Linked DNA regions of Homo sapiens: region 2 is linked to region 1. A link is an interaction called in ENCODE POLR2A ChIA-PET data of the cell type or tissue named here. Cell type or tissue: PC-9. All regions are shown on one strand.

Evidence for each region. Peaks named below come from ENCODE experiments on the same cell type or tissue, not always from the same donor. Only the 100,000 strongest peaks of a DNase experiment are listed, where the experiment ranks them.
Region 2: POLR2A ChIA-PET joins it to region 1 with 15 read pairs; 3 of 35 experiments call an interaction of 5 or more read pairs at or near these places.

The regions. Positions count from the first base shown.
Region 1 is chr16:11,735,993-11,738,492 of GRCh38, reverse strand. TXNDC11 (thioredoxin domain containing 11) reads left to right here. Exons shown (of 12, transcript NM_015914.7): 2 at 2,260-2,476. Among named protein-coding and RNA genes, the nearest start is that of TXNDC11, 5.6 kb to the left of the region's middle. In PC-9, no CTCF peak of the experiment used is centred here; no DNase peak of the experiment used is centred here.
Region 2 is chr16:10,982,832-10,985,331 of GRCh38, reverse strand. It overlaps CLEC16A (C-type lectin domain containing 16A), which reads right to left. Exons shown (of 24, transcript NM_015226.3): 10 at 2,341-2,454. Among named protein-coding and RNA genes, the nearest start is that of CLEC16A, 40 kb to the right of the region's middle. In PC-9, a CTCF peak has its summit at 1,964; a DNase peak (open chromatin) is centred at 1,201; H3K27ac peaks cover 995 bases.

The sequences.
Region 1 (2,500 bases):
GTTTACACATTTGATGTTTTTCCTGTCTTCCTCCCCTAGAAAGTGGTCTCCTCGACAACACGCAGTGCTAGCTGCCGCAGCCTTAGTGCTTGTGCCCAAAGCACAGTCACAGCTGCTCAGTAAAGAATTTTTGAATAATTGTGTAAGTGATTTTTTCAGGTTATGAAGGCATTCTGCATAGACTGAAAGCTCTCTGATTGAAGGTTAAAATATTAGTTTGAGTGAATAAATAGGTGACTTGCTCCGTTGGATACTTCTGCCTGTTCTGGAATTTCATATAAATGCAGTCATAGTGCATGTACTCTTTAGCACTTTTTTCACTCAGCATAATCATTTTGAGACTCATCCAAGTTATAGTACATATGAATAGGTTTTGCTTTTCGTTTTTATTGTGGAGTAACATTTAAGTAAATGGGTAAGAATATACCCCAGTTTATCATTTTACCTCATGAGTCATGCCAGATTTCTTATGCTCACTATTTACATAGTTTTTCTTTTCCCATCCTTATGCCTTTATCCTGTGTCTTTATATTTAAGATATATCTCGTTTAGATAGTGCATAATTGGGTCTTGCTTTATCCTGTCTGGCAGTCTGCTCCTCCTAATTAGGTTGCTTCCTTTTTTTTTTTTTTTTTTTTTTTGAGAGACGTAGTCTCGCTCTGTTGCCGAGGCTGAGTGCAATGGCATGATCTTGGCTCACTGCAACCTACACAATTCTCCTGCCTCAGCCTCCCGAGTAGCTGAGACTACAGGTATGTGCCACCACGCCCGGCTAATTTTTTGTATTTTTTTCAGTAGAGATGGGGTTTCACCATGTTAGCTAGGATGGTCTTGATCTCCTGACCTCGTGGTCTGCCTGCCTCGGCTTCCCACAGTGCTGGAATTACAGGCATGAGCCACCGCGCCCGGCCTCTCCTTTTATATTTAACGTAATTGTTGAGGTAGTTGGGTTTAAGTCTACCTTCGTGCTCCTTGTTTTCCATTTGTACCGTCTGGCTTTTGTTCTTTTCTTGTTCCTTTACTTACTTTCTTTCTTTTTTTTTTTTTTAGATGGAGTTTTGTTCTAGTCACCTAGGCTGGAGTGCAATGGTGCAATCTCGGCTCACTGCAACCTCCGCCTCCCGGGTTCAAGCGATTCTTGTGTCTCAGCTTCCCGAGAAGCTGGGATTACAGGCGCCCATCACCACGCCCAGCTACTTTTTCATTTTCAGTAGAGACAGGGTTTCACCATGTTGGCCAGGCTGGTCTTGAACTCCTGACCTCAGGAGATTTGCCTGCCTCGGCCTCCCAAAGTGCTGGAATTACAGGCTGAGTCACCACGCCTGGTCTCCTTTACTTTCTTTGGGGTTAATCTCATCGCGTTTTAGGTTTCCATGTTTATGTTCTCTATTTATCTCGTTTAGATAGTGCATAATTGGGTCTCATTTGTTTCTTAGCAAAGCTGCCCTAATGGTTTGTGGTATGTGAGTGTAGATGCATGGACAGCTCAGGGTGTTTACTAGGGCCCTTCTACTTGGTGGGATGCAGCCTGGGCCTAGATCTTTAGGTCTTGATGGGGAAAGTTACTTCTGACCACTTGTTTGTTCAGCGTTCTTTTCTTTTTCCTCCTGATCTGTTTCTTGTGGGAAGCTCAAGTGTTCAAAAAGCCCATTTTCCAGTTAAATAGGCTGTTGCTTTGTTACTTATCTTCATTAGTCTTAGGATTATGATATATATCTGGAGGAATGTATATTATTGTTTAATTGTTACTGTTACCTGAATGCCCTGGATAAGTACAAGCCAACTCCAGCTAATAAGCTTAATGTTTTCTCAAAGTTGAGTTGATTGTAAGCATCTCCCGTGGAAATCTTGTTAATGGTAGTTTACATGCTCCCTCACCGTAATTCTGAGCTTGCATGCTGGTGGCTCTAAAGCCCTGGAGATAAGTGGCTTTTGTGGAGAGCCAGGCTGCAGAAAAAGGAGGATGAAGTCTTTGGGATGTGGGGAGCAGGAATATGGATTATTCAGAGACATCCTTCTCTGCTCTCCACTGCCCTTCCAGCCTACACCTAGGGGACAGAATCTCAGAGAATTGTTTCCAACGTATTATTCATGTCTTGCATTTGCTCAGCCAGATGTTGCCTTTCTAGGGCAGTGATTTTGGGACTCCATTTTCTTATTCAAAAGAGGATTTTCCTTTTAAGCTTCATTCTACTTCCACAGAGCTATTTTTAGAAGAAGATAAACTAAGCAATCTTTTCTGTGTTTGCTCTTTTTTAGTCGAGCAAAAGATGTGATAATACCAGCAAAGCCACCTGTCAGCTTTTTCTCCTTGAGGTCTCCAGTCCTTGACCTCTTCCAGGGGCAGCTGGATTATGCAGAGTACGTTCGACGGGATTCAGAGGTGGTACTGCTCTTCTTCTATGCCCCTTGGTGTGGACAGTCCATCGCTGCCAGGGCAGAAATTGAGCAAGCAGCAAGTCGGCTTTCAGATCAGGTAATGCTCACATTCAGCTTAAGA
Region 2 (2,500 bases), 750 kb after region 1:
TGGCAATTCAGAAAATTTTCTTTTAAATACTGCAAAGACCAAACCAAATGAGTCTGGTGGCCAGTTTGCAACCCAGCAGGCACTTGATGGGCACTATATATATATATATATTTTTTTTTTTTTTTTTTTGAGATGGAGTCTTGCTCTGTCGCCCAGGCTGGAGTGCAGTGGCGCAATCTCAGCTCACTGCAAGCTCCGCCTCCTGGGTTCACGCCATTCTCCTGCCTCAGCCTCCCGAGTAGCTGAGACTGCAGGCGCCTGCCACCATGCCCGGCCAATTTTTTTTGTATTTTTAGTAGAGACGGGGTTTCACCGTGTTAGCCAGGATGGTCTCGATCTCCTGACCCGGTGATCTGCCCGCCTCGGCCTCCCAAAGTGCTGGGATTACAGGGGTGAGCCACCGTGCCCAGCGGGCACTTTATATTTTGCCCCCATCTCCATCAGCTCTCTAGAGCAGGGCTTGCGCTGCCTGTTTTCTAAATGGAGTGAAACAACCTGCCCGAGACCAGGTGGCTGGCAGGGCACTCTGCACCTCTAACTGGAGGCCCTGCTGATTCTGCTGACTCAGCCTTCCGTGACTTACATTCATTTAGCAAACGCTAGTTTAAGAAAGTTGCAGAGAAATATCTAGGGCCCCATAAACTCTGAGTCAGCTGTACATTTGCCAGACCGTGTGTTGTCATGAGATGGACCACTAGGAAAATCTTTAACACATCACCCCTGTCACCTCTAGGCCAAAGCCTCTCACCAAACACTTCTTCCCTTTAGAGCGCTTATAAGAGTTAAGACAGTGAGTTATTTGCATATCTGATCCATGTCCACCTCTCTACTGTACTGTAAAGCTCGAATACGGCACAGACTCTTTATGACATTGTGTATCCCCAGAACTAGCATGATACTTGGCCCAAAGAAAGAGCTCCATCAACACTGCTGAATGAATCAAGAAAGGGATAGGCCAGACAGGGGCCATGAAAAGGCCCCAATCAATTCACTAATGCCACCACCACTAACAAGGACAGAGTTTCTGGGAAGCTTTTCAGAGGCGCTAATGCTCCCCTGAATAACAAAATGACCTGGCCAGACCATCATACACCAAAACCAGTGGAAGGGCAGGGGCCTCTTGTAATTGTACTCCATGCAGTGGTGGCCTTTCATCCACAGGGTCACATTCCACCCATTCATGTAGGTGGGGCAGCAAATCTACTACCCCAGGGCGAGCTGGCCCTTTTACCAGCCTGGCCACTGCCTGAGCACCTGGCTGCAGAGAGGAAACCTTTATGAAACAGCCCTTGTATAAAACGCACTATGCTCATCTCACTTACCCACTCTAAGCTCCTTATGGCAGGGATCTCACCTGTCACTGAATCAGCTGCAGCCTGGGCTCCGCATAAGTGAGATGAGCATTTGTGCAGCCCAGACTGCAGCTGATTCAGTGACAGGTGAGATCCCTGCCATAAGGAGCTTAGAGTGGGTAAGACCTTTGAAAAGAGGGAACCAGGTGCATCAGGAACCAGGCTGTAGGTACGGTAAAGGCGCAGGTTCAAAGGCACAAATGCTGGACATGCTGGGGGAAAAGCAAGTCAGACCAGGATTAAGGCAGCTGGAGCTCAGGACATGTGAGCAGGATCTGAGAGATGACAGCAGAGATATACAGAGGACAAGATGGAAAAGCTTCAAGAGAAGTCACAACACTGGCCATCAGGTGTTTTCCCTCAGCAGTGTACCAAATGGAACGCCAAAGCTCCTTCCTGCAGACCACAAACATGCTACTTAGTCCAAAGCTTGATGATCATTTAAAACTAGAGATTACACGTAACAATGCGTTTTTCCCGCTTCTCTAGAAACATGAAAAAACCTAGTAATCCTACATCCATATTCCTGCAGAACAGCAGCAGCCTGGGGTAGAACAGGAGCTGCTCGCCAAGGTGGCATACACTCTCCAATTTGCCACACCCCTCGCCACTCTCTACTGCCCTCACCTGGGGCCTGAGTCATTCATGGATGTTCATCGCCCAACTTCTGTAGACATTAGTTCCTCTGATAAGGCATTTTCTCACTGTGTCCCGATAACAGTGTCTCACAGATATGCAACCTAAGGCCCGGAGTGGTACAATTCCATGTTTAAGAACACACAATCAATCAAATCCAGGTGGTCCCTGATCCCAGCTTCTCTTGGGTATGCAATCAAGACTCTGATTAGGTTCACTGAATCCCGGACCAGCTTATGCATCATCACTGCTATATATTCAGAATGTTAGTTTCTGATTTTAGAGAAACACACAGATTAGCAAAATGAGCAATGGTTTCCTGTTAAGGTCAGTCCCGAAGCTAATGACTTACAGAACTTCTCTGAATATCCTGTTCAGTCTTAGCGTACATCTCAGACAGATCACCATTCAGAATGACTTCAGCTAACGAGTTCACCAGCGGTGCATGATGTATAATTAAGAAGACCTGGCGGAAAAAAAAGAAACGGGATTTGCATGAAAGTGTGCGGTAT